Linked DNA regions of Mus musculus: region 2 is linked to region 1. Evidence: chromatin loops called from intact Hi-C (ENCODE). Cell type or tissue: gastrocnemius. All regions are shown on one strand.

Region 1 (8,000 bases):
ATCTTTTCCTCTCCAGGTGACTTTAGGTCTCCGGTGCTTTATCACAGCCTCAGAAAGGAAACCAGGACGAGATACTGTGACAGTAATGTTATCTGTCAGCCTGACAGGTTCTAGAATCACCTGGGGGCTCTGGGGATGCCTGTGGGGTTGATCTGGATTGCATTAATTGAAATGGAGGGAGCAGCCCACTCTGGGTGGCGTCATTCCCTGGCTGCGATCCTGGAGAAAGGGAGCTGAGCTGTAGCATGCTTTTGTCTTATTTCTCTCTGCTTCCTGACTGAATGTCACGTGACCAGCTGCCTCGACTTCCCTGCCATCGTGCACTGTCCTCTTGACCCGTGGATCAGAATCAAACGTCTCTTCCATAAGTTGTTCTTGTCAGTGTGCTGTCCCAGCAGCAGAAAAGACACAAGATAGATGTCATCATACACACTGTCCTGCAGCTGGCCCTCATTGCAGCTCTGAGCTACGGGAGGGGGGGTGTCACAAAGAAGCCAGCTCACCCCTCCAAAGGCACAGAAGTGGATGACAGGCACTAGCTGGCATTGTAGGTTCTTCTTGGGGACACTGGACCCTAGGAAATCCATATAAAGGAGGGTCTCATGTCTGAGCCTCTTTGGCCAAACATGTTCTAACACCCCAAACAACCCAACTCACAGTGCACACCAGCATACCAAAGTCTTGTACAAGTCCTCCAGGAAAGAAATCTGTTTGACTTTGACAGAAATTTGTTTGCAAAGTGTATCTGACCTCCAAAGCTTTCTTTTTTTTTTTTCTTTTTATTCTTGTGAATTTTTATTTAACACCCTGCTGAGCTAGCTGGAGAGGAACACCCAGTTGTAGAGAGCCAGGCGTATATTCCACACCTCTGGCCTGAGGAGGGGCTATTTTTAGACATCAGCTACGTAGAGAAAAGATTGCCATCAACTTTGGGTGATAATGTTGACCTTGGCTTATTAAAAATGCATAAAAGATCAGCTGGATCTGAGAAGCAGATTGTGTCCATGCTAACAGGAAGGCTGGCTGTTAGAACCCAGTGGCCTGGGTGGCACAGGAGGGCAAGTCCCTCCCTGACCTTGGCTCTGCTCAGGTCCCACCCTGGCAGCCCCAACCCTTCCCTATTTCTGCCAGAACACAGAAGGCATCTTGATCTTATCAGTGCCATGAAGACCTGGAGCGCCTTGGCTGATGTAAGGCGGCTATCCATCTACTAGTGGTCCATATCATCCAAGCTAATGGCAGAGGCTCCATATTCTCTTGATTTTGCAAGTACTTCTGGATGACATTGCATCTCTGTGTTGGGGTACAGTGGAGGAACTTCACTGGCTCATCTCCTCCTTCACTCTCTGTGGTGGTTTATGTATGTTTGGCCCAGGGAGTGGCACTATTAGGAGGTGTGGCCTTGTTGGAGAAAGTGTGTCATGGTGGGTGTGGGCTTTAAGACCCTTGTCCTAACTACATGGGAGCCAGTCTTCTAGTCTTCAGATGAAGATGTAGAACACTCAGCTCCTCCTGCACCATGCCTGTCCGGATGCTGCCATGCTTCTGCCTTGATGATAATGGACTAAACCTCTGAACCTGTAAGCCAGCCCCAATTAAATGTTGTCCTTATGAGAGTTGCCTTGATCATGGTGTCTGTTCACAGCAGTAAAACCCTAGCTAAGACATCTCTCTCTACCTGTGTCTAGCCTAAGTTCTGACCTTGCTATCCTCTGGGCCTTTGCCCTACTGTTTCCTCTGTCTGGCCCCTGCTTCAAGGCTCTTGACCCTTTCCCAAAGCTAACACTTTGAGGCAGAGGTGGCAAGTTGAACAACAATGTTACTTTTTCACTGAGGCACCTGGCAGCTATGACTCTCAACCACATTCCCCAAAACACTACATTCAGAGTTGTTTCCTATGGTTGGGTACATGAGGCAGTTCAGGGAGATAATGCATGAGTTTGAAGGTTAAACATAGCCCTCCTAGCTCTAGGATACACATGTAAGAGAAATTGAGCCTACTCTTGCATTATTGTACCCCAAAGCTGGGGACCACCCATACCTATTTACAGGTACTTAATGTAAATAGGCAGCATATACAGAGAATAGAGTATTATTCTGTCATAAAAGGAAGGGAATGCTGGCTCATATGCTCATGGATGAACCTTGAAAACAAGATGCTAAGCAAAGTAAGTCAGATACAATGTATAAGTTACTTGCCACTAACTGTCCTTAGAGGCCAGCCTGCTCAGACAGAAAGCAAACTAGCGGCAGTTGACTGGGCTGATGGGGAGAGAGGGGACTATGGGGCAGCAGTATTTCCTCCTAGGTGGTGAAGATGTCTGTCTTAGTAAGGGTTTCTATTCCTGCACAAACCAAGAAGCAAGTTGGGGAGGAAAGGGTTTATTCAGCTTACATTTCCAGATTGCTGCTCATCACCAAGAAAGTCAGGAATGGAACTCAAGCAGGTCAGAAAGCAGGAGCTGATGCAGAGGCCATGGAGGGATGTTACTTACTGGCTTGCTTCCCCTGGCTTGCTCAGCCTGCTGTCTTATAGAACCCAAGACTACCAGCCCAGAGATGGCACCACCCACAAGGGGCCTTTCCCCCTTGATCACTAGTTGAGAAAATGCCTTACAGTTGGATCTCATGGAGGTACTTCCCCAACTGAAGCTCCTTACTCTGTGATAACTCCAGCCTGTGTCAAGTTGACACACAAAACCAGCCAGTACAATGTCCTAAAATTTTCAGGTGTGCTGGCACACACTGTGTTCTAGGTCAGCCTGGGCTACATAGTTACATAGTGAGTTTCAGTCCAGCCGGTCTATGTAGAGAGACCTTATGGGGGGAGTTGTTTCTTTTTTCTTTTTTGTTTTTTTCCAGAGTTTCTCTGTCCTGTAATTGTTCCAACTCAGAGATCAGCCTGCCTCTGCCTCCTGAGTCCTGGGATCAAAGGCGTGTGCCACCACTGCCTGACTGAGTGTTCTTTTTGATGGTCTCATATAACCCAGGCTAGCCTCAAACTCCCTATGTAGCTGAGGTTGAAAACTTTAACATTACATTTATTTATTTTGTGTGTGCAAATGCTACGGCATATATGTGGAGGTCACGGAGCATGTGTGGAGGCCAGAGAACAGCTTTCAAAAGTCAGTTTTCTCCTTTAGCCATGTGCAACCCAGGGATGGAAGTCTCATTGTTAGGCATGGCAGGTGCCACCTCACCAGCCGGCTATGGATTTTCTACTTTTTTTCCCCTAGATTTATTTATTTTATATGAATACACTGTAACTGTCTTCAGACACACCAGAAGAGGGCATTGGATCCCATTACAGATGGTTGTGAGCCACCATGTGGTTGCTGGGAATTGAATTCAGGACCTCTGGAAGAGCAGTCAGTGCTCTTAACCACTGAGCCATCTCTCCAGCCCCCAAACCTGTTTTTCTCTAGACCTCTATGAGTTGTTAGGGGCACTGAAGCCCACTTTAAATGGGTGCATGCATTTCCGGTAGGTGAACTCCATCCAGCAGAGCTTAGGCCAGTGAATGGACAGAGTGCATGTGGGTGGGTCAGGGGAGTGACGGCGACCCCAGAATAGGCTCGCTGGCAACGTCTGCTCCATCAGAGCCTCCTTCTCTCCAGCCTTCAAAGACAGCTGGCCCTGAAGCTCCCACTTTGTGTGAGAACCACCCTATAAGCTCTTGCAACCTATTTCCACCCAAATATGCAGATGGGGAAACTGAGGCCTGGAAAGAAGTTCTGAGAGCCCTCCCACAGTGGTACATGGTACCAGGCTGGAGTCCAAACATCAGCTAGACCCGCAGCTGCTCTCCATGGCTGATCTCCCAATGCCTTAGAGTCAAGGTAGACATGGGGGGGACGCACAGCAGTGGGCAGGGCTTCTGCTCAGCCCAGGTGCATACGTTATCAGTCCGTCTGGGTTTCCGTTTGAGCATCTGTATGATGGGAACACAGATTCCCTTTATGTCTGGGTTATCAGGGAGACCAGACATCTGGGCTGTGGCCCGAGGTCTAATTGGCTCTCAGACAGACACAAGCTCCCAGAAGTGCATCTGCCCCACCCCATCCCAGTCACAGACACAGACACAGACACAGACACAGACACAGACACAGACACAGGCACAGACACAGACACAGACACAGACACAGACACAGACACAGACACAGGCACAGGCACAGGCACAGGCACAGACACAGACACAGTCACAGACACAGACACAGACACAGTCACAGTCAGACACAGACACAGACACAGACACAGACACAGACACAGACACAGACACAGACACAGACACAGACACAGACACAGACACAGACACATTCTTCCCCCAGCTCAGGCCTTTGTCCTGTGATTTTCCTTTTCTAATCTAGGAGACCCTTGGGAGATGACGTAAGGAAAATAAATAAGCAAGCACGTGAGTAACTCGAAGCCTTGCTACCCACCAGCACCTGCATTATTAACCAAATCCGGAGAATACCCACAAGGCCCCACTCCTGTGTGAGAAGGCAGGGACTCCATAGGTCAAGGCCAGCACTCAGGTCTCTGGGGGGCAGCAGAGGGCTGTGGAAGAGTTGTGAGGCCTGGCCTCTCTGAGCATGACCTCCAGGCAGGGCTCTTGTCCAGACCCTGCGGGTGGCCCAGGTCCCCAGCTACACTCTTGGCTCACATGGTTCTCCTTTATGGAGGAATCTTTTCTCCCAAGGGTCTCTTCACCGATTCTGACCTTGAAAACCAGTTCACCAGAAAACTTTGGTCCAGGCTGCCTTCCCTTCTACTAACTTCTTCTAGGCTCAGCCATCAGAATAAATTATTTAATCATGAGGAAAGGGACAGTGGGGGTGGGCCAGCCATACCTGTCCTCACCACTAGGATGACAGGGGTTAGGGGGAGGAGGGCCGCTCTCTCGATGCTGATGCAGCAACTATCTTCTGGTCCAGACCTTGGGGTTGATTTGCTGTGTGACCTTGAAGAGTTATTTCTCTGGGTCTCAGTTATGAAAGGAGTGGTTGGATCAGACCTTGGATTTTCAGTCTTGTCATTAAATTTTCCTAAGTGCCTAACATACTGCCTGGCTACTCAGGAGAGGGAGGAGGGTAGGAGCGGAGAGGGAGGAGAGGTCCCAATGCTGTGCGAACATGGTGGCCAGTGTCTGGGTAGCCAGTGGTCTGTGGACCTAGCAGCAGGATCTTACTATGGGAGAAAATAGGCAGGTCTATGGAGATAGCTGGGCTCAGGAAAGTAACATTTGCTATGGTTGACAGCCAACAAGCACAAAGGCCAGTGGGGTGAGAAAGCTGTACTTTCCAGCCTTTCCCGGTGGCCCCAAGGGACAGCCCCATATCTCAGTGGCCAGCCAGACATCAAAGCAGATGTGACTGGCTTGAGGCCTCTAGGGTCCCCTATAGGGTGGAGGACATAGCTTCTAATCTCTTGAAATCACTTCTATATGGAGCCCCGAGCCTCTGGGAAGAACACACAGGGAATGAAGACGCTGGTTGCTGGCTGCGAGCTATGAGGCATGCCTGGTCTCCTTGCTATCTAAGAGGATGGCTTCAGTCAAAGGTTTGAAGCCAGCCTCGGCAACACAGGAGGATTCTGTGTTAAAAACAACAAAAATGCAGAATTCCAGGTTGTATTTGAATTTTACATAAATAATGAATGCTTTCTGTCCACATATTTGCGCGCCAGAGACTAAGCACTATTTCTGTTCCTCTAAAGCTCGGACCTGAGATGTTCTGTTTTTCACCTGCCACCCTTGCTTACCATGTGGCCAAGACATGCCCTCTGCTCTGACCTGTGCCCCCCGCCCCCTCAGCTTCCTGTAGGGTGCACCCACTCACCTGCTAGACCTAGCCCTGATGACTCCCATAGACTGCAGGGTGTCTGTGCTCTTGCCTTCCTCGTCTTTTCTCTGGAGCTGACAGGTCCCGAGTCAGCCCCTGGAGAACATAACATTTCCAAGACAGGGCCAGGTTCACCTCCCAGGGAAGGCACACACCAGACAAGCCTAGCTCTCAGGACACGTGGCAGGCCCAGCTGGGTGTCTGACAGCCACATGGAGGACCACGGGGGCTCTGGCCTGTGCCAGGCCTGAGCGTGCCCTGCCCAGCAGGGAGGGGCAGGCGATGCCCAGGAGTTACCAGTAGGGGCACCATCTGGGCCCCAGCCTGGCACCAGTATGTCACAAAAATCGTGAGCCGGCCCTTCTCTCCTCTGGGCAAGAGAAGCGGGTGTTGGAGCGACTCCCAGACGGGAGGGCTGCAAAATGTAGGTCAGCTCCCAAGCCAGTGAGTGATGTCACCTGCTCCTTGGGGCAAAGAGGAGGCTGCAGGGAGTTTGGGTGAGCACGGAACAAGGGGTGCTGGAGATAGGCAGAATGGAGACCCAGGTCTGGCTCCCCACAAAGACTGAGCCCCAAGGGGATCATACATCTCCCAAATGGGGTGCCTGTGTGGGAAGCAGGGTGGGGTGTCTGTGTGGGAAGCAGGGGAGTGCTCATCCTGTCTTCTGAAGCAACTCACTGCAGAAAGGGTTCTGCATAAGTGGTCCCCAAAACTAGTTCTCTCCCCAAATGGCCACATGTTGTCACACAGGAGGTCAGGCAAGGCCACAGTTACGGGTTCTAACCCTGAGGATAACAAAGTTGGAAGCAAAGCTAGTGCTTTAAGGCAGCAGGCAGCGCCTTCCTCCCTCACCGAGAGGAACATTCCTCTTCTATTTGGGGAAAATCTTTTTTTTTCTTTTTTCTTTTTGTTTTGTTTTGTTTTTTTTTTTCAAGACAGGGTTTCTCTGAATAGCGAACTCAGAAATCCGCCTGCCTCTGCCTCCCAAGTGCTGGGATTTAAGGCTTGTGCCACCACTGCCCGGATGGAGAAATTTTTGATGGGCCTTTGGTTATCACAGGGCAGATTCCAACTCTACGCTGGCTGGCTAGGTGACCGCTCTGAGGGATGAAGGAAGAGTGGCCATCAGGACACTTCTTTTATGAGGTCTATAGGGGGGAGGGGTGTGGCTGGGTGGAGGGCTGGGTAGGCTTCAAGGTTGTGTTAATTCCCACCACTGTCCCAGTTTGGACCCAGGCTAATGAGACCCATGATCTGTGGCCTTGGGCCACTGGTGGGTGGGAAGTCTGCATCTTTGGTGGGATCTGTGATATTGGGGACAGGCCATCTGGACTTAAAGCAAGAGAAAAGTCAGGATTGAAGCTGAAGGACCCAAGCGGCCAGTAGGGCATTAATACATCTGTGGCCATGACCACAGCGAGCTGAAGCAAACCAGCGAGACACAAGTCTCAGGGCTGGGGGGACCTGAGACTGGGTCCAAAGAACACTGTCAATCAAGACTTGAGCGCCTGTGGAGGAGGGGGACGTTACACTGCAGGCTGAGGGGCCTGCAGTGAGCAGAAAGGCTGAGTGATGCCAAGGTAATGGGGACAGATGTGGGCTGCAGCTCCTCCTGGAGCGGATGGCCAGCAATTGAGTTAATTGGCTAAATCAAATTTGGGCTTCTGTGCAAGCCCTTTTCTATTAAGTGCCTGATATACATCACCTCTGCAGTCCCACTGATAAATCTTGTTACCCATTAGGAAGCCAGACAAAGCCTCCCGTGCTCAGATGACAGTCCCTGCAGCTGCAGCGACTGCTTCCCTTGAACCCAGCACAGTCTGCACCAACATGAGCTAACCTGCAGGTTCTCAGAGAGTGAAGTCACCTTGGGCCACTTCTCTCTGGGACCCGCAACTACCTCCTTTGTGTTTTGCCTTCCCCAGGAAGATCCTTCCCTAGATCGAAGGTTTCCTTCCCACACATGTGCACACACATGCACAGACGCACAGATATGTGCACACATATGTTTCTAAAATTCCCTTCAGGAACTTCTTCCTTCAGCTGTCCCTGTTTGACTAGTTAAAATCCTTATCCACACGGCCCCTCAAGTCAGAAACCCAGGAGTGAGAAGCCCTCCGCAGCTCACTCCCACTAACTCTTTCCATCCCACAGAAGCCG
Region 2 (8,000 bases), 340 kb after region 1:
TTTCTTGGATAACTTGTTTTGGATATTAATTTTGGAGTTTGTGTTACTTTGTCTTTCTCAGTCAATGTTCAAGCAGCCCAGCATGAAGCTCAGGCTCCATCCTTCCATCTCTTAAAACCTTGGTGCTCTGTGGTTGGGGCAGGACCAGAGGACTGGAGGCCGGGAGGACTGGAAGACCGGAGGACTGGAGGCCGGGAGGACCGGAAGACCGGAGGACTGGAGGCCGGGAGGACCGGAAGACCAGAGGAGTGGAGGACTGGAGGACGGGAGGAGGGCCACGTTAGAAATTGCATCTAAACCCTCGCAGTGGCATCTGGGTATGTGCTCGTGTTTGACACCGCTTGCTGTCTTTGCCTCAATCTCATGTCACCCTGAGATGGGACTTTCAAATGCTGTTTGTGCTGGCACATCACAGGGTGCCCCAGGTCCCTGCCCCAACCCCAACAGAAGAAAGTCATTGGCAGATTAATTTCAATGAAGATGAATCAATAATTTATGCTGGTGGTTTTCCTCATGCAGCAAAGTGGCCCATTTTGATATGATCCGACAGGGTCATGCATACCTTGGTTTAATTAAACCCAATACAGAAAATTAAAAGAAGAAAAAAAAATCCTCCCAGCAATTGGCCCCAAAAGCCTCCATCCAACAGATGATGAAGAGGAATAGGGGATCTGGGAGGGGCGTGGGGTTGTAAGCAGAAAGTCCGATTCAGCAGCTGCTTGAGAGGAATATAAATATCGTATTGGCATCTTCTCACTATGTGGCCTTTAAGAGGCCAGGCTGGCTGAGGTGTCAGGTGATGGATTGTCTTCAGGAGGCAGCACCATGTCTAGAAGCTGCTTAGCTCTCCTTGAGGAAGGTGCCACATCCTTAGAGAGAGTATCAGAAGCAACAGGGATTGCTTGTCTCATGGGTCTTCCATGAGCATCAGGGAGACCTTAAATGCGAGACCACAGTCACAGTGAGCCCTCCCAAGTCCTCCCACCAGGCTCTCTGCAACATTAGTTTTCGTCGTCAATCATCCCTCTAGCCAGGGCAACCCAACATTGCAGCCTTTGGGCCTTCTCCCTGTACCCTAGACCACCACAGACACCAAGACATCCGGGATTCCTAAAACACATGGAACCCCATTTGCCATTCTCTTGGTGACCATATTGCTGCAGACCCCAGACTGAAGCTTTTTCTCTGGCTTAGGGAGCTATAGAAACTGAGTCACCAAACACATAAGTGAATGTGCTCACAGTCAGCTATTGGATGGATCACAGGACCCCCAATGGAGGAGCTAGAGAACGTATCCAAGGAGCTAAAGGGATCTGCAACCCTATAGGTGCAACAACATTATGAACTAACCAGTACCCCAGAGCTCGTGTCTCTAGCTGCATATGTATCAAAAGATGGCCTAGTCAGCCATCACTGGAAAGAGAGGCCCATTGGACTTGCAAACTTTATATGCCCCAGTACAGGGGAACACCTGGGCCAAAAAGTGGGAGTGGGTGGGTAGGGGAGTGGGGGGGGAGGGTATGGGGGACTTTTGGGATAGCATTGGAAATGTAATTGAGGAAAATATCTAATAAAAATTAAAATAAATAAATAAATAAATAAATAAAGAACCAGAATAACATTAGAAAAAGAAAGAAAGAAAGAAAGAAAGAAAGAAAGAAAGAAAGAAACTGAGTCACAAAACTGAAGGAGGGAACTCAAGTGAGCAGCTGCCATGATGGAAGAAACTGAGATGAAGACAATTCAGAACCTGTACTTGAAGGATAGAAGGACCTTTAAGTTCGCCTCTGAGCAGTTGCAGAAGCTAAGAAAGTGCTTCGAGACAGACCGTTACCCTAAGGAGGAAACTCTGCAGGCCTTGGCTGAGGAACTCAAACTGCGGAAAGAAGTCATCAGATACTGGTTCTTCAAGCAGCATCAAAGAGAAATGAAGAGGAAGCTGGGGGTTTTTTGGCTTCAAGGCTTGGGGAAGACTCAGATCCTGCTACTCATCAAGAGTGACCACCAGGCAGAAGAAATCCAAGGAGCCCTCTCAAAATGACCCTGGACTCCCCGAAGCATTGGAATCCTTGAAGAGGCTCACAGTCTCCTGGGTACCAAAGCAGAGATGGCATGTCACAGGATCGCTGACTCCCGAGCATATCCAGGGAGTCTGCTCTGTTTGTTAAAGTTTTTCCAAATTCCTTGCTGGGGCAGGGGATGTTGGTTTTTTATGTCTATCCATGGTACATTAATAATAAGCTATTGCTACAAAACAAAAATGACTGCTGTAAACAGAAACAAAAGAAAAAGAAAAAGAAAAAGAAAAAGAAAAAGAAACTGAGTCACAGAATGTGACCTCAGCTGTACTCCAAAGCCCTCTAGGCAATTACTTGATCACAGAACAGGCTAGCATGTCTCTGTTCAGCCATGGACTGCCTAGACTCCCCACCAATCAGAGGTGGCTTGTATGAGGTGCTCCGGGTAAGGTCATGGTGACTAGCAACATTGTAGCCGCTTTAGATTGTGTAGGCAGCTGAAGGGCTCACCTAGGGTTAGCCCCCTAGGAAGACACACTTATATCACTTTCCTGAGCTGCTGCCTCCAACCACTCAGCCTGGATCCTTCACTTCTCCAGCCCTCTGGCCTCCCTGTCTTCCTGTGAAGGACACCACCTGGGCTCCATCACTGGGGTACAGGGTGGTACAGGGCCAGCCTCCATGTTCCATGGGCTCCTTTAGTGCCCTTTAAGGAGCAGAGCCAGGCACTCCTGTTGCTCAGACCTCTCTACCAGTCTTCTCCACTGGCTCTTTGATTCTTTTATTATGCTAAAATATGCATAACTACATAACTTTTGTTGTCTTCAGGGCGTGGTTTGGGTGACTTGAAGCACACAGAGCGCCATCACTGTGCCGCAGTCACTGGCATCCATCTCTAGGACACTTCTTTCTCCCCAGTGCTTCCCACAAACATCAGCCCCTCCTCCCAGCCTCAGCTCTGTTTGAACTTGACTCTCAAAGGTCCCTCGCCTGGATGGACCTGTCGCTTAACCTTTACTCACTGGCTAGTTCTCACTTAGCACAATGTCCACATATGCTCACCGGTGTTGGAGCATATGTCATCACGTCTTTCCTTCTTCTCCAGGGTGAGTGACATTCTACCGTGTAGGTGTCCACTTTTCACCCAGCGATCGATCTGAGGTGAGTGGGTGGGTGGGCACTTCTCCTGGGCTACATTGCTGCTGCCGCTGTGGGGTTGGGGTGTCAAGTCCCTGCATCCTTCTTCAGTCCTTGCTTGCTGCCAAGAATAGCTGCTCATCTTTCCCAGTTCTAGGCTGCGTTCAATTTTTAAGTATTTATTTATTTGTGTGTACATATGTGTGGGGGTGGTGAGTGCATTGGCCACAGCAGGTGAGTGGAGATCAAAAGATGACTGTTGGGAGTCCCGGTCTCTCCTTCTACCATGTGGGGCGGCAAGCACCCACACCCAATGCCTTCCAAAGCATGTGGGTGGGAGGAGATTCAGAGAGCATCTTGTGGAAGCTGGTTGCCTCCTTCCACCATGGGGTGGGGTGGGGGTCCTGGGAATTGAACCCAGGTCATAAGGCTTAGCAGCATCCCAGGAGCCACAGCTGTCTAGGAGCCCTGGTCCTGGATTGCCACCACCCACTTTTAGAGTGTGCCTCCCTACTTCAATTAACAATAAATATGTCCCTTACAGGCACGCCCAGAGGCTTGCATCTGACGGGAGTCCGGAGCCTGCCAGTTGACAACAGTAACTGTGACAGTTGTTTCTGGTTTGTTTTTTATGTACAACTTGGTGTGAAACTTGCTTTTCCTGGGAGCCTGTTGTAACATTCCATTCCATAAATCTTTTTTACTAACTTCTAAAACGTAATGTTTTGTGAAGGATGACTGAGAGCTAGCCTCCCTGGGCCCACTTCCTATGTTCTCTGACTCTCCCCACCCCCGCCCCCAGTCATTCTCTGGCTCGCTCTGGCTCTCTCCTTGGGCCCTTTCTTGGCATGTGCCTTTTCCCCTGGCCCCTTTCTCTAGGCAGGCTCCCACTCTGGGATCTCTCCCTCTGTGAACTGTCCGCCCCCACCCCCATGTTTTTGCTTTGGGCTCTTTTGATGGACAGCCTCACTGCAGCCCCCCACACACCTTTTCTCTGCTATGGCTAGTGCTGTCTCACCACAGATACCTTCCCATTATCTGAGCTATTTCCACCCATCAGTTTTCTCTTTGGTTTTCAGACCCTCTAATCCTTCCACAGGCATCTTTATCTCTGAGGTATGTTTAGGGATGGTCTGCCTCCAGGACACTGAGGTTATCCTAGCTGATACTATTTTAGTTGACAGTGGTGGGTTGATTGGGGGGGGGGCTTTACGTCTGGATTTACTTCTTGTTCTGTGGATCAGTTTGCCAGTCACTCAATGTCCTTGTGGCATTGGCCTCACAACATGTCTGAGTCTGGTGGTGTGGCAGCAGCAGCCTTGAGATCTATTTGGTTCTCATTTCCTTTCTGAATCAGCTTATCAAAGTCTAGGAAAAACCTGGGGCTGGAAAGGCTGCTCAGTGATTAGAGCACTGGCTGCTTTTGTAGAGGACCCAGTTTCCCCCGTACCCACATGGCAGCTCATGATTGGTTTTAACTCCAGCTCCAGGAGACCTGGAGCCCCCTTCTGGCTACTGTTGGTACTGCATGCATACATAAAAATAAAGGTATTTTTCTAAAAAAAGGAAAAACCTATTGACTGTAAAGAGCATATGCAGCCTTCCTGTTCATGAGCATGGTATGCCTCTGCTTTAATTTACATTCATTTCTCCCAGTGACATCGAGTAGCTTTGGGTGTCTACAACTCTTGACACAGTGATACTTACAGTTACCACACAGTGAAGTGTCTCTGGCTCGGCCCATGGCCTCTCCCAGAGGCTGAGGGTAGATGTGTGACTCAGTGAGTAATGGGGAAGTGAGAGTGGTCTGGAGACAGAAGGTGGTGCCAACAGTGTGCACATGCTTAATGCCAAGAAAACATGAGCTAAGGTAAGGTTAATGTGCGTCTTTGCCTGGCAAGGTGGTCTACACCTATAATCCCAGCACTGGGGAGTTAGAGGCAGGAAAGCAGGAGCTCAGGGCCAGCCTGGGCTACATGAGATCTCATCTGAGAAAAGCAAACAAGTTTGATGTTGTGTTTGATGTTGTATGCTCTTCCCACACTCGCTAACTCTGGGAGGCTGTCTCTGCTCGTGCTGCCGTGGGCCTAGAAAACAGGCTATGAGCTGATCTCTGAATGCAGGGACTGGGGGATGAAGCTTTTCACGTTTATTTTGCCTTTTTGTTTTTGTACAGTTTGTTTGTTTGCTTGTTTGTTTGTTTGTTTGTGGCAGGGCCTCACTACATAGCCCTGACTGGCCTGAAATTTAAAATGCTGCCAGGCTGGGTGTAACTCACGGTCCCTTGCTGCTTCACTCTTTCTATCTCCTGAGTTCGGGGATTAAAGGTGCCCACAACTATGCCCAGCCTTCTGGCCTTTTCTTTTCTATTTTCCTTCTTTTCTTAAGGTTTATTTTCATTTGTGTGGGGGTGTGGGGATGTATATGCAACAGCTGTCCACGGAGGCCAGAAGAGAGTCTCAGGTCCCCTGCAGCTGCAGTCATAGGCAGTTGTGATCTACCTGGGTGCTGGGAACTGAACTGTGGTCCTCCGTAAGAGCAGCAACGATTCTTAACCACGGCTCATCACTCCAGCCCCTCTGAAAGAGAAGCTGAAAGCTGAAAGCTTCTCTGTGTTTCTCTGCTTTCGTGTGTGTGTGTGTGTGTGTGTGTGTGTGTGTGTGTGTTTGTGTGTGTGTGTGTATGTGTGTGTGTGTGTGTTTAGGGAGCTTGAAACACACACACACTTCTTCCCCTCAAGACAGGGTTTCTCTGTATAGTCCTGGTTGTCCTGGGATCCACTCTGTAAACCAGGCTGGCCTTGAACTCAGAGATCTGCCCCCATGCCCAACTCAGACATGCATAATATTGAAAAAAAAAAAAACCTTAAATACAGAAAAGTGAGGAGAACAATAAAACATTGATGTATGTATTACTTTTGCAGCTTCAAAAAAAATCTATACTATGAGAAAAAAAATCAATGTTCTCAACCAAAACAAAAATGAAAAAAAGGAACAACGTAATTATTTGAAAAATACCCCTGGCTAAGCTTCAGTCAGAAAGTCAGGGGCAGAGTCGGGTTCCCCCTCCCCCACCCTCCCAGCACCTGTCCCTAGCCAGACAGTGGCTAGTGGGGCCACTTTAGGAAGACTGGATGGATCTTCGATCAGCCTTGACCCCCAACCCTGAGTCCATTACAGGCAGACACTACTCTTTTAAATCTATAGGATGGGCACTGTCCTGCATCCTACAGTTCCTTGTATTTGGGAAGCCAAGAGTTCAAAGCCAGCTTGAGCAATGTAGCAAGACTCCAGAAGGAAAAAAAAGCAACAGCAACAACAAAAACTGGAGGAGAGAGAAGGAAGGGAAAGGAGGCGGTTCTGGGCGGTTCTGGGCAGTTCTACTCTTGCTGGTTTTGGGAGCCTGATCTCCACGTACTAAGTCATCATGTCTAAACAGCATCTCAAACAAGTATCAAATGCGTTTTTGTGCTTCTTATTAGTTTGGATCCTGCTCCATGCTTCAGCCAAAGTCTGTAGTTCTAAGGCCCTGCCTAAGGCTACACCCCAAGACAGGGAACCCTCATCCCTGGAGAGCCAAGCAGGATGGGGACACGCAACCCAAGTATTGACTCTGATACACAAACCAGGGCTCAACCGCACATGGAGCAAAGAGTGAAGCACTTTTTCTGGGGCGTCTCGACCTTGTATTCTCTCTCTCTCTCTCTCTCTCTCTCTCTCTCTCTCTCTCTCTCTCTCTGTGTGTGTGTGTGTGTGTGTGTGTGTGTGTGTGTGTGTGTGTGTGTGTGTGTATTTGTGTCTCTGTCTCTCTGTCTTTCTCTGTCTCTGTCTCTATCAGTCTGTCTGCCTCCCCCACCCGTGTGTGCGTGTGTGTGTGTGTGTGTGTGTGTGTGTGTGTGTGTGTGTGTGCGTGCATGTGTGTTGCATGCCTGTATGAAGGCATATATGTTCCTGAGCAGGCAGCGTGAAGAGGCCAGGGTTGCACTGGCATGCCTTCCTTAACTAGTCTCTACCTTATTTTAGACTTTGTTTTTACAGGGGTGCACGAGTGTATGCCCTAGTGCATGTGTAGAGGTCAGAGGAGAACTTGTGGGAGCCGGTCCTTTCTGTCACCATATGGCTCCTGGGGATGGACGCCAGTCATCAGGCATGGCCCCAACTGTCCTCACCTGCTGAGCCATCCTGCCAACCTTTGTTTTTTTTTTTTTTTTTTTTTTTTTTTAAAGATTTATTTATTATTATACATGAATACACTGTAGCTGTCTTCAGACGCACCAGAAGAGGGTGTCAGATCTCATTATGGGTGGTTGTGAGCCACCATGTGGTTGCTGGGATTTGAACTCAGGACCTTCGGAAGAGCAGTCAGTGCTCTTATCCACTGAGCCATCTTGCCAGCCCCAACCTTTGTTTTTTGAGACAAAGTCTTTCATTAACCACCACTAGCTGGCCATCGAGCCCCAGGATCCATCAGTCTCCACCCCACCCTCAGCACTAAAGCTACAGATTTTTACCCCACAAGCTTCGCTTATTGCTTATTCATGGTTGCTGGGAATCCAAACTCATGTCCTCCTGCTGCCTAGCACTTCACCCACTGGGCCATTTCGCCAGCCTATAACCTTGGTCTTATTGGAGGGGAGTAGGGTGCCGGCTGCAGAGCCAACCACATGCTCCAGGGATCCCTGCTAGCTGTGTGTGCTGAGGTGGCCTGAGAGGTCCCTTGGCGACCCACTGGGAGGAGATGATAGGTTAATGTCCTCGCCCATCTGAGTCATCACCTCTCTTCAGGGGCCGAATTCTCCAATCCCTGGGGCCTCCTTTGCTCCCCCACACCTTCTCGGTAGCAACA

What was found. A loop is a pair of places that touch in the nucleus more often than their neighbours do. Peaks named below come from ENCODE experiments on the same cell type or tissue, not always from the same donor. Only the 100,000 strongest peaks of a DNase experiment are listed, where the experiment ranks them.
Region 2: it touches region 1 in a loop (8-fold over the local background); 12 of 42 quality-filtered maps call a loop at or near these places.

What each region holds. Positions count from the first base shown.
Region 1 is chr2:29,211,945-29,219,944 of GRCm38, forward strand. The region is part of intron 2 of Ntng2 (netrin G2); the gene reads right to left. Among named protein-coding and RNA genes, the nearest start is that of Ntng2, 32 kb to the right of the region's middle. In gastrocnemius, CTCF peaks have their summits at 4,549 (motif pointing right) and 6,136; DNase peaks (open chromatin) are centred at 4,587, 4,848, 5,359 and 6,136; H3K4me3 peaks cover 2,273 bases; H3K27ac peaks cover 3,539 bases.
Region 2 is chr2:29,549,512-29,557,511 of GRCm38, forward strand. No RefSeq gene overlaps it. Among named protein-coding and RNA genes, the nearest start is that of Gm30761, 6.8 kb to the left of the region's middle. In gastrocnemius, a CTCF peak has its summit at 4,673 (motif pointing left); a DNase peak (open chromatin) is centred at 4,650.